2 separate regions of the Homo sapiens genome follow, and region 1 is linked to region 2. The links are chromatin loops, found by intact Hi-C in ENCODE. Cell type or tissue: CD4-positive, alpha-beta T cell. All regions are shown on one strand. Links, peaks and the distances in the headings refer to the core of each region. The heading gives the core; the rest is flanking DNA. Region 1 has its middle 45 kb from the start of WDR4. Region 2 overlaps PDE9A (phosphodiesterase 9A).

What was found. Peaks named below come from ENCODE experiments on the same cell type or tissue, not always from the same donor. Only the 100,000 strongest peaks of a DNase experiment are listed, where the experiment ranks them.
Region 1: it touches region 2 in a loop (3-fold over the local background); 3 of 110 quality-filtered maps call a loop at or near these places.

The regions. Positions count from the first base shown.
Region 1 is chr21:42,829,447-42,838,975 of GRCh38, reverse strand. No RefSeq gene overlaps it. Among named protein-coding and RNA genes, the nearest start is that of WDR4, 45 kb to the left of the region's middle. RefSeq lists an enhancer at 3,510-4,461. In CD4-positive, alpha-beta T cell, for the core only: a CTCF peak has its summit at 5,333; DNase peaks (open chromatin) are centred at 5,375, 5,942 and 6,860; H3K4me3 peaks cover 748 bases.
Region 2 is chr21:42,744,078-42,752,077 of GRCh38, reverse strand. It overlaps PDE9A (phosphodiesterase 9A), which reads right to left. Exons shown (of 20, transcript NM_002606.3): 9 at 881-962. Among named protein-coding and RNA genes, the nearest start is that of PDE9A-AS1, 6.3 kb to the right of the region's middle. In CD4-positive, alpha-beta T cell, for the core only: no CTCF peak of the experiment used is centred there; DNase peaks (open chromatin) are centred at 4,857 and 5,917; H3K4me3 peaks cover 984 bases; H3K27ac peaks cover 2,155 bases.

The DNA of each region.
Region 1 (9,529 bases), core at 903-8,902, 86 kb before region 2:
GTGCAATCTTGGCTCACTGCAACCTCAGCCTCTCAGGTTCGAGATTCTCCTGCCTCAGCCTCCTGAATAGCTAGAATTACAGGTGTCCACCACGCCCGGCTATTTTTTTGAGTTTTTAGTAGAGACGGGGTTTAACCGTGTTGGACAAGCTGGTCTTGAACTCCTGACCTCAAGTGATCCGCCTGCCTCGGCCTCCCAAAGTGTTGGGATTACAGGCGTGAGCCACCGTGCCCGGCCTTCATTTTGCCTTTAAAAACCACTGCTTGGTAGGGCGTGGTGGCTCACACCTGTAATCCCAGCAGTCTGGGAGGCTGAGGCGGGTGAGGCGGGTGGATCACCTGAGGTCAGGAGTTTGAGACCAGCCTGGCCAACAGGTGAAACCCCATCTCTACTAAAAATACAAAAATCAGCTGGTCCTGGTGGTGTGTGTAGTCCCAGCTACTTGAGAGGCTGAGGCAGGAGGATCACTTGAACTTGGGAGGTGGAGGCTGCAGTGAGCCAAGATCGTGCCATTTCACTCCAGCCTGGGTGACAGAGAGGGACTCCATTTCAAAAACAAATTTGACAGGGAACAGTCACACAGTTTAGAAAGGATTATGCAAACCAGAATCAATAGTGACCTGATGAACCGGGCTTTCTGACGATTCTAAACCACGGAGGCTGAGGGGCCCAGCTAAACAATGACAGCACCTCGGGGAAGTGGGTGAGATGTGCAGCGGGCTGTGGAAGGAGGCCAGAAGGACCAGGGCCCTAGTCCAGGCTGCTGGTGATGAGAACTAAACAGGGCGCAGGGCGACGAGCAAGTGCTGTAGTCCGAGGAGCGGCCCCTGGGCGCCAGCGCCATGGGTGGAGGCCGTCCCTCCTAAGGCGCAGCCGGTGCATTTGGGACCGGGGGAGCAGATCCCGTGCCTCCCTGGACCCCGGGGTCTTGGGATCACCCGGCCGCAGAGGCAGAGGCTTCGGCTGCACAGAAACCTGGGGTGGCCGCAGGGAAGCAGCGCCCTCAGGTGACTGGAGAGTGGGTAAGAGAAGCCCCAAGAAGGACCTCGCCCATCCCCGTAGGCGTGGGACGGCACAGGCCGCCAGGACCCCCACGCACAGCCCAGTCTGCGGGGCGCGACCCCAAGGCCAGCAGCAGAGGACAAGGACGGGGCCAGGGCAGGGGCCAGGGTTGGCAGAGGGCGGAGGGTGGGGAGGGCGCTCTGGGGAGGTCAAGGCCAGGGCTAGGCTTTCAGGGCCATGTCCTGGCTCCCCGCCCCTCGGGGAGACGGGGGCGGGGAGCGCTGTGAGCAGAGGGGCCCGGGTGGAGAAGGTGCTGCCGGCCAGCGGGAGGGAGGGCAGCGGGGGTGCAGCAGAAGCCCAGGTGGGGACTTGGGGTGGTCGAGGGGACCCTTGGGCTGCAGGGACTGGGGAGGGGAGCAAGGGGTATGGCTTAGGCAGGTGCCAGGGGACGGTTGGTGCCCTTTATTCTGAAGGGGGATGTGCTGCCCAGGGCAGCGGGACCTGGAATTACATTTTGAGATTTCCAGGAAAGTTTCAGGTGGAGGCAGAGGCTGGGCGCAGAGGAAAATGTGGCAGTGGCAGAGTGTGGGGTGAGAGCCACGAAGAGAGGAGGTCACTGAGGTGGACAGTGGGACAGAGAGAGGGACGGGGAGAGGAACAGGAGTTTCAGAAACGTCCTGGACACATTGGGCAGCCGTCAGCATTGCTTTCCATTCATGGACAAAGCGTGGGTGCCCAGAAGAGGCCAGAAGCCAGTGCAGAAGCCCAGGCCTCCCTGCCATCACCCGGTGCTGGCTGAGCTGCAAATGGCTGTGCAGAGCCTCCTCCATGCCTCACCCTGGTCTGGACCGGACCACAGGGCCCTTTGGATCCTTTCCCAGGTCCCACGTCTGACCCACACCCAGAAGCAGCGCTTGGTGGAGTCTGCCCTGAAGATGCACGTCCAACAATATGCAAACACCCAAAAGGTTATAGGCTGTGCATTGTGTCACAAGGGAGCACTGTGCAGCCGTGACAGATGAGTGACAATGTAGGGTGGTTCCCACGACCCGCTGCTGAGCACGAAGCAGGTGCAGATGTGTATCTGCAGCGTGTGCTCTTCAGGTAAGGGAGATGGGGAGAGAAGCAGTTACTCGGGTGCTCTGGAGGAAGGAAAGATAAACCAGGACCTAAAGAGAGTTGTTGCCTGCAGGGGCGGATGGGAGTGGGGCAGAAAGAAGGGAACGGGAATGGAGTAGCAGGGATGGGGCGGAGCAACATTTTTCTAAGGAGACTTTCTGTGAAGCGCCCCATTCTTAGAATCACAGTGATGTTTCATAGCCCCCCAAAATAATGAAGATCAACCAGATTGTGGGAGAAATTCCAAATGGATATAAACAGTAACAAGCAAACTTCACTGTTCAAAAGGAATAACTTTACCATCCTGAATCCAGGGTGAAGGAAAGAAACGAGTAACTGTGGGCCAGGAACAGTGGCTTACGCCTGTAATTCCAGCACTTTGGGAGGCTGAGGCAGGATCACCTGAGGTAAGGAGTTCAAGACCAGCCTGGCCATCACGGTGAAACCCTGTCTCTACTAAAAATACAAAAATTAGTTGGGCATGGTGGTGCACACGCCTGTAGTCCCAGCTACTGGGGAGGCTGAGGCAGGAGGCCCAGGATGTGGAGGTTGCAGTGAGCTGAGATCACATTCAAGCCTGGGCCACAGAGCGAGACTCTATCTAAAAAGAAAAAAAAAGTAACTTTGGAAAATAGGATTTTGATGGATACCGTAAGTAAGTTTAAAGACAAAAAGAACTGGACAGAATACTGGAGATCAAGCTTGTCCAACTCGCGGCTTCTGGGCTGTGCGGCCCAGGACAGCTTTGAATGCGGCCCAACACAAATTTGTAAACTTTCGTAAGACATTATGAGATTTTTTTGCGATTTTTTTTTTTTTAACTCATCAGTCATCATTAATGTTAGTGTATTTTATGTGTGGTGCAATACAGTTGTTCAGTGTGGCCCAGGGAAGCCAAAAGCTTGGACACCCCTGCTGTAGATGGTGACTGTTTTTCACATGGGTCCAGGCCAGCAGTTCTGAAATGTATGTACACACGAGGATTGACCACACAGGTAAATCTAATCTGCATCGGACAGTGAGAGCCAGAGGGAGGCCAAGGAAAGCCCTTGGTGTTGGGTTGGCTCCAAGGTATCTGTGTAAACCCATGGTTTTTACCATGTATATATGCAGGTAGATACAGGAATAAATGCAGAAGCCTGCCTATGCTTGGGCTATTAAGTATGCATGTCTTTTCTAGGTCTTTAAGCTCAAAGGGTCTAGAAACGATGATATCCCAGCCACAGTGAGCTCACCTTGCACTCAGATCTTCGTTTTCTAGCACTATTCTCCAGCGTATGAAACTGGCAATCCTTGGAGAACTGGTTTGTTCCAGGACTGGGGCAGACGAAATCCTAGCTAAGCCTGGAGTACTTTGTAGACCCAGGAAATGAGGATGTGTTTGAAAAAGATGGGGAATTGTTGAAAGAACCCAGGGGCCAGCCTGAGGGAGATCCCAGGGGCCAAACCTGGAATGAGTCAATGGCCATAGCATTGGTTTATAACAGCATAAAATAAATGTCCCCAAATCCATACTGATATCAACAGATAACTGGATACGGCCAGGTGGCTCATGTCTGTAATCCCAGCACTTTGGGAGGTCGAGGTGGGCCACTGCACTCCAGCCTGGGCGACAAGAGCAAAACTCCTGTCTTGAAAAAAAAAATTCTTAGTAGAAGCAGGAGACTTCCAGTCATGGGCCCACTTGGACTCCTCAGCTACGATGGCTGCATTCCCAGTGTCGCCCACACCCCTGCCTCCCTGGCCGCCTCCAGCAGGGCTCTGGGTCAAGCGAGAAGAGAGGTCCACTTGTGCGAGGAAGGTCCGTCTTTCTGTCTACAGGCCTGAAGATGGACCTGGGAGAGCACGACCTCGCCACAACATCACCATCCTGATCAGAGGCGAGAGGGGACAAGGTCATAGGTGTGGAGGTGGGCAGGTGGTGTGGAGTGGAGCCTACAGAGGGGATGGGGGTGTGTCCTGGAGTGCACAGGGTGAAGGACCCCCGCCCCTACCCCACCACCTTGGGTGCTTAACCAGAAAAGTGGAACAGCAGAACACCAAAGGGTATGTGTGCACACATGCACGCACGCACACACACATACACACGCACTGCTGAAGGCCAAGACAGGCATGGACTGGTTGACCCTAGGAGGTAGGGTATAGAGGATCAGAGAGTGCCCTGCATGGGAAAGATGGGGACCAACCATTCCCAAGCACCAAAGACAGACTTGGAAAATCCCAAAGAAATACTAGAGCGCGGCCCCTGAGTAGGGCTGCTGAAGTATTTGCTTCCTCCTCGGTCAGCCCGAGCCCTGAGGCACGGCGTCCTGCCTACCCGGTCTAAGCGCAGCACTGGGAAGTATGATTGTGGGGCACAGGGCAAAGCCTGAGGGGTGATGGAAACACTCCACGTCTTGACTGGGGTGACGGTTACATGGTGTACACGTTTGACAGTACTCACCCAACAGCATCTTTTGAGATCTCTCTGTTTTGCTGTATGTAAATTACATCCCCCCTCCCCGCCCCTGCAAACACAGAAATTCAGGAAGGCAGGAAAATCAGGCAGGAGTCCTTCCCGGTCTCACTTGCCCCTGGATGTCCCCTGTGGCCCTCCCGCTATGACCTGACCACTTTCTCCCCCTCTGCTGGTTCATGCACAAACACAGCCAGGCCAAGTGACTCCGTACTTTAAAAGTCCCCACGCCATCATCTTCCTGTCCCAGGACCCAAGCCAGCCTCCCAGGCTGCCCTTTGCTGTCGCCTTAGTCCCCTCCACGCTGTGACTGTCCCTCAGTTCGTCCTGGCCTCAGTGGCCATGACACCTCTGAGGGGTGAGTGCTGCGGAATGTGTCTCCATGTTTGGCCGGACATCATTTCACAGGCTACACATTTTGGCGGGAAGTGCATGCAGTGGCGCTGTGTCCTTCCCAGGGTACCACACCAGGGGTCCACATGTCCAAGTGTCTCATGACTGGCAATGTTGACCTTGAGCACAAGGGTAAGGAGGTATCTGCCAGGTTTTCTTTTTCTTTCTCTCTCTTTTTTTTTTTTTTGAGACGGAGTTTCGCTCTGTCTCCAAGCTGGAGTGCAGTGGCGACATCTCGGCTCACTGAAACCTTTGCCTCCCAGGTTTCAGTGATTCTCCTGCCCTAGCCTCCTGAGTAGCTGGGATTACAGGCGCGTGCCACCACGCCTGGCTAACTTGTGTCAGGTGTGGCACATGCAAGCAATTCCCAGCAGCACCACAGCCTGACACGGGGAGGCAGCACCCTCGATAAGGCAATGTATACTCACAGCGACACCAGTGACTCTCTGCCCTTAGAACATGCTGAGTGATTCTGCAACCAAATTCAGAAACAGGCAAAGCCAACGTCAGGTGTCAGAAGTCAGGGTCATCCTTACTTCTTGCAGGGTGTGGGGGTTGAATACAAGAACACTTGAGGGGAGGGGTCTGCAAAGCCGCTGCGGGTGCTGTTTCCTGATGTGGCCAGGACAATGAAAAGCAAGCTGTGGTCTGTTCACACGGAGGAATGTGTGTGCACTTAGGATTCGCTCTCCCTGCCTGGCTAGCCAGTCTCCCCAGTAACAGGTAAATGCACATTTTCAGGTCAAAAAATAAAGACAGGAAGAGCTGGAAGCAGGGTTGATTGGCACGAGCCGCTTGTTCTAGAACTAGAAGCCAAGAGCACTTTGTCCTGATGCTGTGCTGGATACTGTCCCTGCAGGTCCTGAGGGACCCGCTGAGGCATCCAGAGCACATCTCGTGGCCACAGCTCCAGTGAGGGTGGCAGAGGCATCCCACAGATACTGAGTAGTCCTGCGGTTGGAGGGGGCTGGCAGATGATGGAGGGGGCTGGCAGACAGCACGTGTGAGTGTGGGGAAAAGGCATGGCAAACTTCAAAGCAGACACAGAATGACACGCAGTCCAGGAAGAAGCATTCTGCTCTGTTTCAGACTGCTGTGCAATTGAACTAAAATAAAACGATGCACCCAACCTTGGCCCACTCCCCACCCTGTACATTGACCAGACAGTCAGAGGAAGGCAGGGCAAGGACAGGTCCCTCTGATGCAGTCTGGTGGCTGCGTTTCCGTGGTGCCTCGCCACTATTCACTCGACTCTAGATGTCCTTGCCCTCAATACACGTTGATGGCTAAAAGCAGCCTAGGGCCGGACACGGTGGCTCACGCCTGTAATCCCAGCACTTTGGGAGGCCAAAGTGGGTGGATCACTTGAGGTCGGGTTCAAGACCAGCCTGGCCAGTATGGTGAAACCCCCATCTCTACTAAAAATACAAAATTTGGCCGGGCATGGTGGCACATTCCTGTAATCCCAACTACTCAGGAGGCTGAGGCAGGAGAATCACTTGAAGCTGGGTTCGGGGGGAGGGGGGAAAGCAGCTTAGAAGAATTGCAGGCCGGGCCCGGTGGCTTACACCTGGAATCCCAAAATTTGGGAGGCTAAGGCAGGTGGATTGCTTGAGGTCAGGAGTTCAAGACTAGCCTGACCAACATGGTAAAACCCTGTCTCTACTAAAAAAAAATACAATAATTAGCTGGGCGTGGTGGCGGGCGCCTGTAATCCCAGATATTTGGGAGGCTGAGACAGGAGAACCGCTCGAACCCAGCAGGCAGAGGTTGCAGTGAGCCATGCCAGCCTAGGCAATAAAGCAAGACACAGTCTCAAAAAAAAAAAAAAAAAAATGCACAAAGGAAACAACAAGTTAGCAAGGATGTGGCACAACCACTTCAGAAAACCAGAAGTTTTGGGCCAGGCACAGTGGCTCACACATGTAACCCCATCACTTTGGGAGGCTGAGGTGGGAGGAACACCTGAGTTGGAGGCTATAGTGAGCCATGATTGTGCCACTGCACTGCAGCCTGGGCAAGAGAACAAGACTGTTGTCTCAAAAAAAAAGAAAAAGACAAAATCAGCAGTTTTTAACAAGTCATAAATGCACTGATGGCCAGGCAATCCTACTCCTAGACATTTACCCAAGACGGATGAAAGCAATGTCCCTGAAAAGATTCGCACAAAAATGTTCACAGCAGTTCCATTCTCAACAGCTCCAGACTGGAAACAAACCAAATGTCCAATTTGATTTGTCCAAAAATCAAATTCCAGCACATTCATCCAAAGGAATATACACAGCATTAAAAGGAAGCAGGAGGGCCGGGTGCAGTGGCTCACGCATGTACTCCCAGCACTTTGGGAGGCCGAGGTGGGTGGATCACCTGAGGTCAGGAGTTCGAGTCCAGCCTGGCCAACATGGTGAAACCCCCCAGTCTACTAAAAATACAAAAATTAGCCAGGCATGGTGGCGCATGCCTGTAATCCCAGCTACTTGGGAGGCTGAGGCAGGAGAATCGCCTGAACCTGGGAGGCGGAGGTTGCGGTGAGTGGGGATCATGCCATTGCACTCCAGCCTGGGCAACGAGTGAAACTCCATCTCCAAAAAAAAAAAAAAAAAAACCAAGTTTAAAATTTTTGGAACTCCTGTTTAGTTTCTAAGTATTACTTCACGTTGGAAACACTGGGCTTGTCTCTCTGGCAGGCACAGCTCATACCTTACCCACTAGTGCCCTGGTTCTCATCGGGACCACAGCAGGGGGCAGTGTCAGTCATGAGAGGTGGCTCTTTTTATTCTGAAAATGGTTTCCCCTTTAAGATTTTCAGGTTTTGGGGAAAGCGATTCTGAGAACTCTGAAGGCTATTTCCACGGAAATGAGAAGAAAAATATTTTCCAAGGACCAAGTACCCACCGGCCACCGTGGGAAATGTTTTCACGGCCGCTACACTGAAGTTTCACTGCCACCTAGGGAAGTTGCTATCACTGTCACACTTCATGAGTGAGGCGCCTGGCGCTCCATGACTGCCTGTGGTCACACACAGGAAGGTGCTGGAGCCAGGGGTGGAACTGGCATTCCTCCAAAGTCAACCCCCCACTCTGGGTGCGGTGGCTGATACCTGTAATACCAGCACTTTAGGAGGCCGAGATGGGTGGATCACCTGAGGTGAGGAGTTCAAGACCAACCTGGCCAAGGTGGTGAAACCTCGTCTCTACTAAAAATACAGAAATTAGCCAGGTGGGGTAACGGGTGCTTGTAATCCCAGGTACTCAGGAGGCGGAGGTGGGAGAATCGCTTGAACCCGGGAGGGGGAGGTTGCAGTGAGCTGAGATCGCACCACTGCACTGTTGCCTGGATGACCGAGTGAGACTCTGTGTCAAAAAAACAAAACAAAACAAACTGGCTGGGCGCGGTGGCTCATGCCTGTAATCCCAGCCCTTTGGGAGACCGAGGCAGGTAGATCACCTGAGGTCAGGAGTTCAAGACCAGCCTAACCAACAAGGAGAAACGCTGCCTCTACTAAAAAATATAAAAATTAGCCAGACGTGGTGGCAGGTGCCTGTAGTCCCAGCTACTTGGGAGGCTGAGACAGGAGAATTGCTGGAACCCAGGAGGCAGAGGTTGCCATGAGCCAAGATCGCATCACCGCACTTCAGCCTGGGCGACAGAGCGAGACTCTGTCTCAAAAAAAAAAAAAAACCAAAAAACACAAAGTCAAACCTTACAATGGACTAGACTGTTGTCTCCTTGAGAGAAGACACGGCTTTCTTTGTCCTTGGCTCCCTGAACCTTGTGCGGTCCCGTCCACACAAGAGGTGCTTAATATATGTGGAAGGAATGAATGAATGTACATCGAATGAATGAATGAGCACACTTTGGATGACTTGTAGGCCCATCACATGGGTTTGGCTGCAGAGGGTGGCTGAAGCCAGTCTTTATGACTGCATTTGTTGTAACCTTCCTGTACTGTGGTGAGGGGTTAGCATTCACTCACTCATTCACTCATTGTAAGAATATCACAAAGGGTTTGTTTTTTTTCTCAACCAATTGAGTTGTCACCATGATAACCCACCACCAAATATGTTAGTGTGAACTACCTACGAACAGGGATGTTTTCCTACGTAACCACATCTAGACATAGAAATCGGGAAATCAGCACTGATGTATCATGATTATCTGATCCACAGGTCCTGTTCGAGTTTCCTCAATGGCCCCAGCGACGTCCTTTACAGCACAAGAGTCCCTTCCAGGATCCCTTGTTGCATTTAGTGGTCATGTCTCTGCATTTAGTGTTTGCATTTAGTGGTCTGTTGCATTTAGTGGTCCGAGCTGTTCCTTGGAACAGCTTTTCCATCTTTCCTTGACTTTCAGGACTTTGCCCTTGGATGATCACAGGCCAGGTGTCTTGTGGAGCCCCCGCCCCTCACTGCGGGTTGGGCTGACGATTCCCCCACGATGAGGCTCAGGTGATGCCTCTTGGGCAGGAAGATGGTGAAAGCGACGCAGAGCTCTCACTGCATCCTGCCAGGGCACACAGCTTTAATGTGGCCCATTGGTGGTGATGTTAACCTTGACCAT
Region 2 (8,000 bases), core at 1-8,000:
TGAATCTTAGCATGAGAGCACATTACAAATCAGGTGGGCCGGGCCGGGTGCGGTGGCTCAGCACTTTGGGAGGCCGAGGCAGGCGGATCACCTGAGGTCACAAGTTCAAGACCAGCCTGGCCAACATGGTGAAACCCTGTCTCTACTAAAAAAATACAAAAAAATTAACTGGGCATGGTGACGGGCACCTGTAATGCCCCCTACTTGGGAGGCTGAGGTAGGAGAATTGCTTGAACCCAGGAGGCAGAGGTTGCAGTGAGCCAAGATTGTGCCATTGCACTCCAGCCTGGGCAACAAGAGTGAAACACTGTCTCAAAAAAAAAAAAAAAAAAAGCAGGTGGGCCGGGATTTTGCCTGCTTCCCAGCTGAAGGCGTTGAGCGGGTGACCGGCAACTCGAGACCCTCCTTTTGTCGTTATTTCAAAAATGCCATTGCTACTTCACCAACGTCACAGCTTCTCTTAGAACTAAGAACACTTTTGTGCAAAAGAGCAAAACTTGCCAGGACAACTAAGAATTGCTCAGAGACAAGGGCCAATGGAATGGATTTTTAAAAATTCAGTTAAACGTTAAAGTTCTTTCCAGTAACGTTTGAGTGTAAAAACTGTCTACCCAGGTCAGCTCCCGGGGCCGGGCAGACAGCAGCACGGAGCTGTTATGTCCTTGCAGGGGAAGGTATGGTCTGGGATCACTTTTGCTAAACAAATGTCAAAGAGAAAAAATACTTTGCCTTAAAGTAACCCGCACCGTCAGCGGCCCAGGGCTGGGAGGGGCGGTTGATGTGAACGTACACACAGCAGGGTCTGGCCGCAGGGCCACAGGGCTGGGCGTGGGGCTGGGGACACAGCTGCAGCTTCTTCTGGGCCGGAATCTCATCTTACCTTGGGGTAAGTGGGAACATCGCGTCGAGGAGTCAACTTCTTGTGGTTATCCAAAAAACTGTACTTACAGGGGCAGTTGGTCCTAGAGAGAAGGAGCAGAGATGAGCTGTGGTCCTGCTGTTTCAGTCTGGTGAAGCCCTCAGCACAGCAAAAGCAAGCGACAAACCCAACCCCCAAGCCCCGTGTGGTCTTATTTGCTGTGGGAGAGGAGTCAGGGCAGCAGCAACTCACTCGAAGCAAAATCCCTGATGACCTGTCTGACCTCTGACCTCACACTAGACTCTTGGAAAACACACAGAAAGTCAGATGTTGGGGCTGGGCGTGGTGGCTCATGCCTGCAATCCCAGCACTTTGGGAAGTCGAGGCGGGATGATCATGAGGTCAGGAGATCGAGACCATCCTGGCCAACATGGTGAAACCTCATCTCTATTAAAAAAATAATAATAATACAAAAATTAGCTGGGCGTGGTGGCGTGTGCCTGTAGTCCCAGCTACTCGGGAGGCTAAGGCAGGAGAATCGCTTGAACCCAGGAGGCGGAGGTTGCAGTGAGCAGAGATTGTGCCACTGCACGCCAGCCTGGCCAGTCTGGGCAACAAGAGCGAAACTCCATCTCAAAAAAAAAAGAAAAAAAAGTCAGATGTTGAGGGCTATCTTCTCTTTTAGAAGCTGTTTTCAAAAGAAAAACATTCTAAAAAATCTAAACAACACAAGAGTAAAGTAAAAAAAAAAACACCAAAATATGAAAACCGAAGTCCTCACTTTACCCATTTATTTCCCTAAATCCCATACTCTGGAAATCACTTCTAATAGTTTGGTGTATCTTTCCAGAATGTTTTGAAGTGTGGACACACATGGGTGGCCGCTTTTACCTTTTAACAATATTTTAATTTTTATTTTTTGTAGAGATAGGGTCTTGCTATGTTACCCAGGCTGGTCTTGAACTCCTAGGTTCAAACGATCCTTCTGCCTCAGCCTCCCAAAGTATTGGGATGACAGGTGTGAGTCACTGCACCCCGCCCCTTTGTACTTTTTAAAATTTTTATTTATTTATTTATTTTTGAGACAGAGTCTCACTCTGTTGCCCAGGCTGGAGTGCAGTGGCGCAATCTTTGCTCACCGCAACCTCTGCCTCCTGGGTTTAAGCAATTCTCGTGCTTCAGCCTCCTGAGTAGCTGGGATTACAGGTGCATGCTGCCACACCTGACTAATTTTTGTACTTTTAGTAGAGACGGGGTTTCACCATGTTGGCCAGGCTGGTCGTGAACTCCTGACTTCAAGCGATCCACCTGCCTTGGCCTCCCAAAGTGTTGGGATTACAGGCGTGAGCCACTGCGCCCAGCCCCTTTGTACTTTTAAACAAAGATGGAATTGCACCAAAGTCAGTCTGCTGCAACCTGCTTTGTCATCTAACATATCATGAACTCATCCCAAGTTGCTCCACAGAGCTTAGCTTCATTTTCCAAGTTTCTCCAGGGTGTGGCCATAGCACACGTTAGCAATCCAGTCCCCAGTGATGGACTTTTAGAATGTTTCCAACTTTCCCTGTTACATGTAATGTTAGCAGATGAGTTTTCTGTCTGACTCTGTTTTTGTTTAGCACTTGGTATCGAGGTATCCCACATAGGAGCAGGGCAAAGTGAGCCAGGCATGTTTCAGAGGAAAGCCACCTTCCGGTTGGGCAGTGTGCTGGCTTCAGGGTGGTCCCCAGAGGCTGAATGAGGAGCAGCTGCCCCAGGAGGTCTGGCTGCTCTTGGGCCCCTGCAGCAGAGTGCACCAGGGGGCTGGGCCGATCTGGGTTCACACCCTATGGGTGTGAACTTGCTTGGAAGTGAACAGGCTCCCTGTGTACTTGGACGATGGTGGGTGGGGGTCACGCCTGGCTTGTGTGACATTCACCAGGCTATGGGGGCACTCAGGGAGCTAAATGCAGCAGAAGCTCCTGCGATTTGTAAATAAAGCCCCTTCTTCTGGGAGAGCAAGTTAATACTGCCCAGTAAGAGCCATATAGAAATTCGTATCCTTTAAGCCCACATATCTATCCTGGGGAATTTATCTTAAGCCAAGAATTAAACAGGAACAAACAGCTCTATGCACACAGATATTCACCGTGGTGTGATCTGCTGTAACAAAAACACAAAACCGACTAGAAGCCACCTGAATGTCCCAAGACGGGAAGCGGTTTAAACCAGCACAGTGCCTCCGCATGATGGACTATTATGCCATTAGGAGGATCATCACGGATATTATGCCAAGTGAGGAAACTTGACATGAAAAGGGAAAATAAGAATGCTATGCACAGTATGTACTGAAAGCAAGTGCCAAAAAATGCCACGCTACGAGGAAGAAAGAGCACATTCGGTAGGTTTAAAAAGAGTGCTTGATTGTGGCCTTCTGGGAAAATCTATGAGCTGTACGCTGGTTAAAATTTAATCTATTTATTGCTCACAATGCCACTAGTAAAAAAAAAGACTACACAACGCATGTTTTAGTTGTTTTTCAAAACAAGGTATCTATGCACAGAAAAACATCTAGAAGGCCTCGTGTCCAGGTTTAAACTGGGGGGACATTGCCGGCTGTTGTCATGATCGGTGTGCACCCTTCAGCTCCCATCAGTGTAGTTTGGAGGTTTTCCAATGAGCCTGTGCTATTTTCAAAACTAGAATAATCAATCTATTTCCTTTCTGGAAAAAGAGGCTTCGGTGTTATTTTCTCGGCATGCTGCCGTCTCTTCCCCGTGATAACCACCGCTCCACGGAGATCCATTTGGTAGCCCTTCCCTCTGTTTCATGCTTGCAAAACCCATCAGAGTTGCTACCACAGTTTGATGTGTAAGGGGGAACGCTAACAGATTCAGCAAAGTATTAACAAAACCAACCAACAAAATGCACCAATCAAATGATTTCCATTGTCATCCATTAAACGAGAAATTCCATTTACACATTTCTGAGAAGTAACGAACGTTTTCTGCGTAGTTAAAAAAAATAGATGGCATGATGATGATTTCTTCGCTGCTTTTAACCTGTTTTGTGTAAACATTCGCACATGTGCTGTCTCTGTAAGTCTCCTGCATTCCCCAGGAGGGTTATGGAAATCTTCACCGAGCAAGACAGTTTGACTGTTCGAATCCCGCTGTTTCCTTGCAGATACCAGAGCTGGGAGCAGAGGAGGGTCTGCTGGGGCCCGCTGACCCTGCCTGGCCAGGCAGCCCCTCTCTCTGCGCTCCGCTGCCACGGGAACCAGCGTCTTCAGCAAACAGAGCAGCTGGCATGGAGCTCTTTCTTTTCATCCTATTTGGAGCTTATCTTTGCTTTCATTTCCTGGGGTCCCCATCCCCCTTCTCTGGGGCTTAGGCCAGTGGGCAAGGCCATTTGTTTGGGATGAACGCTGAGCCCTCAGTTGCCACCCCAGGCTCCTGCAGACTCCCCAGCTCTGGGTGAACCCCATATTCCATGCTCTGCTCTCTGCCTGGCACAGTGCTGGGGGCCAGAGTGGCCGTGGCCCCTGGGGTAGACCTGCCCCTGCCCCTGCCCTAAATGTAAGCTGGCAGTTGGACCTCTGTCCTCTTTGAGGGAAAAGCAGGAGAAACCTAGCCCGTGAGTGTCAGGGGACGGCCACCTGCTCCCGGGTGCTGTGTGCCGGACCCCGATGCCACTGCTGTTCCCAAGGGGCAGCTTCTGGTGGATCCATACCCCTGGCTCCGAGGCCCCACCAGGGTGTGCTATGTGGGCTGAATGTAGCTCCACATTTCAGGCTCACACTGGCCATTTGTGTGGCACGGGGCTGAGCTAGCTCCACCCTGTCTGGGGCCTTTATTCTCTTCCCAGAGGCAAGAACGCTGGCCTCTGGCTGGGCTGCCATCTCGGGAAGGCCCCCCACCCCCACCCTGCCTTTTGCAGCTCCTCTCCCCAGTCATCCGGGGAAGTTCCAGCTTAACTGAGACTGGTCCCAGGGTCCCCACATTGCTACAGGGCTCTCATGAGTAAGATGTAACTCTGCTGTTGACAAAGACAAAAGGGACAACACGAATATCTCAGTGTCTCTATTCTGAGTTCCTTTCTACATAGAAAAACAGGAAGGGGTTTCATGTGTGGCAACGCCGGCCTGGGGCACATGACGCGGCTGGGGATGAGACCAGAGCCCAGGAGGCTGGATTTGTTTTTTCTCAATGTGTCGACAACGCTTGAGAATTTTTACCCTGTTCCGTTTTGGAAGCAAGAGTCCCATTTACCTGTCTCTCACCTACAGGGGAGGCTGCCAGAGCTGTCAGCCGAGAACGTCGCCTCCAGAAGCTGACGGGGCACCAGGAAGTCTCCTTGTCTTTGGTTTATGGCGCTGTGGGTTCTAAAAATGTACTCCTGGGGGAAGTGCGGATGCGCCTCCGTTACTCAGATGGGCCCAGGTGCCCCCCACAGCCCGGCGTGCCTGACAGGCACCTGGGGGCTGATGTCTCACTGGAGTTCCTGGCGGCTTCCTCTGCAAGCTCTGAAATCGGTGTTATCCTCCCACGTGGTGTGTTATGGGCTGAAGTACATCTCCCCCCAAAAGTTGTATGTTGAAGTCCTAACCCTGCTGCCTCTGAGGGTGACCTCATTTGGGGACATGACTGTTGCAGATGTAGTTAAGGGGATGTCATCCTGGAGGAGGGTGACCCCTACTCCAATAGGATGGGTGTCCTTACAAAAAGGGGGAATTTGGACAGAACGGATGGGAGCACCAGGTGAAGAAGCAGGCAGAGAATGCCGCCGGCAGCCACCAGAGGCCAAGAGAGACCGGGAAGGTCCCTCCCCTGGGGCCTTCAGAGGTGGCAGGGCCTGCTGGCACCTTGATTTTGGACTTGTGGCCTCCAGAACTATGTGGGAATACATTTCTATTGTTTTAAGCTGCCCAGTTTATGAGAATTCGTTACGCAGCCCCAGGAAATGACTACAACTTCGATAAAAATAATCTTCCCCCCTGCAACCTCAACCTGACCTGCAGGACTAGTGCACACCAGAAACCACGCCAGGAGCGGCGTGTGATCCGAGCACTCGCCTTGCTTTCTACAGAGCGGGTGCCCATCAGGCACGGCAGAGGCAAGACCTGTGAGGCCGGAGGCTGTCTCACCACTCACTCCTGCTGCTGTAGGTGGGCGGTAAATGCAGTCGTTTAAGGGATAAGAGGCTGCATCCTACAAACACCTCCAGAAAGTGCTCAGGGACACACAGTTGTGGGTGAGGAGCTGGGGGCAGCTTCGGGAGGCATGGCCTGGCTCCAGACACACCCCTTGGGGCGGTGGAGTTCCCCAACCCATATGGGGCCCAGAGGCCGCTGTTCAGGGAGTCTGGTTTCAGGCTGAAGACTAGAACTCAGTTTTTGTCCTCTTCCCCTCGTGCTGCTGGTGGGGCTGGAAAGGCTGGCCCTGCTACACCCGCAGCCCCAGCTTGAGGCCACCCATCTCCGCCTGGCTCTGGGCAGAGGGGAACCCTGCCAGGCAGCACCACCCTGGAACACCACCCTCCTGCCAAAGCAGCCATGGCACCTGGGGCGCAAGGGACAGCCAGAGGGCTGAACCAAGCCACGTAGAGCCCACGGCCAAGGGCGGTGCCACAGGTGAAGGTGCTGTGTGTCTGAGGCTGCCAAGCCGGGTCCCAGCCTTGCCAGGTCCCAGCCTTGGGACCCCAGCTGTGTGGCCGTCCCTGTGCAACTTGGGAGCTCTTCCTTGGCTCACAAATGAGAGACTCTGTCTCCCGTCCTTTAAAGAGCCTCCAGCACAGGGATGACGAAGATGGATTGTTCACTCACAACTTTCCATGGCCACAAACTATGGCCTGACTTCCCCTAAGTCAATTGGGCTGAGACATCCCTAACTCCAAATGAGCCCATGAGTGCATGGGACAGACACGTGGCACGGTCCCTGTAGGACAGGCTCTCACGTGGCTCAGACAAGGCCTGCTTCCTTCCGCTCGGCCTTCCTCCCTGCGCCCACCCCGAGGCCAGGCCCCCGGGGCTTTGAGGGGACCAGATGAGGCCCGTCGGCTTTCCCTTCACCTTCTGCCTCTGAGACCCTTTCACTTGCCACGCTTCCTCAATAAGCAGATTGCCCTCAATTTCAAAATCAGGGAATGATCGTCAGCATGCCAGGTGGCTCTGAGACAACTCAGTGCAATTGCACAGGGCTGTTTCTCAGTCCATTAGTCCCCATTAAATCCCACTGAGGCCGGGCAGTGGCACTCTGGGGAACCATGAGCCACATCATATGCCTGTGGTGTCTGGGCTGGCACCAGCGGGCATGGAGGCAAAGCCCGGAGGTGTGAGCAGGTCCTGTGTGCCCCTCACTAAGCACAGCGCCCGCACACAGTAAGTGCCTCAATGCATGCGCTCTGCTCATCATCACCGCCGTCTCTTTGCTACTACCGGCATTTCCATCCCCAGTTTGGTCGTGGTTCATCCACACGTGTCCTGACCCTGGCTCCAGTAAAGAGTCCTGCTGTACACAAAACTGACTTTGGAGGTGGCATCGTGGAGACTGGGGCATTTTCCCCACGAGTCACAGCTCACTGGGCCCCCCGAAGCGCCTGTGAAGGATGCCTGTTCCCAGGAGAATGACTTCTGTGTCCCCAGTGCTGAAGCCCTCGCTGGAATGCAACCCAGTGGGAACATCACACAAGGAACCGGGTCCCTGGGGGCAACAGGAGGCTCCTCCCCTAATGCTTTTCCTCTTCTTGTTCTGTCTTTAAAAGTGGATATCAACTTATTCCAAGCTGGACACATTGCTCCTAAGGCTTGGATCTGCAGGAGGAGGACTCTTCTTCTGTGAAATCGTCTTCCCAGCCCCTATCTCCAATATGTGCTCTTTTTTTCTTGAGACAGAGTCTTGCTCTGTCGAGCCCAGGCTGGAGTGCAGTGGCGCGATCTCGGCTCACTGCAACCTCCACCTCCTGGGTTCAAGCGATTCTCCCGCCTCAGCTTCCCAAGTAGCTGGGGTTACAGGCATGTGCCACCATGCCTGGCTACCGTTTGTATTTTTAGTAGAGACGGGGTTTCACCATGTTGGCCAAGCCGGTATTGAACTCCTGTCCTCAGGTGATCCTCCCACCTCGGCCTCCCAAAGTGCTGGGATTACAGGCGTGAGCCACCACA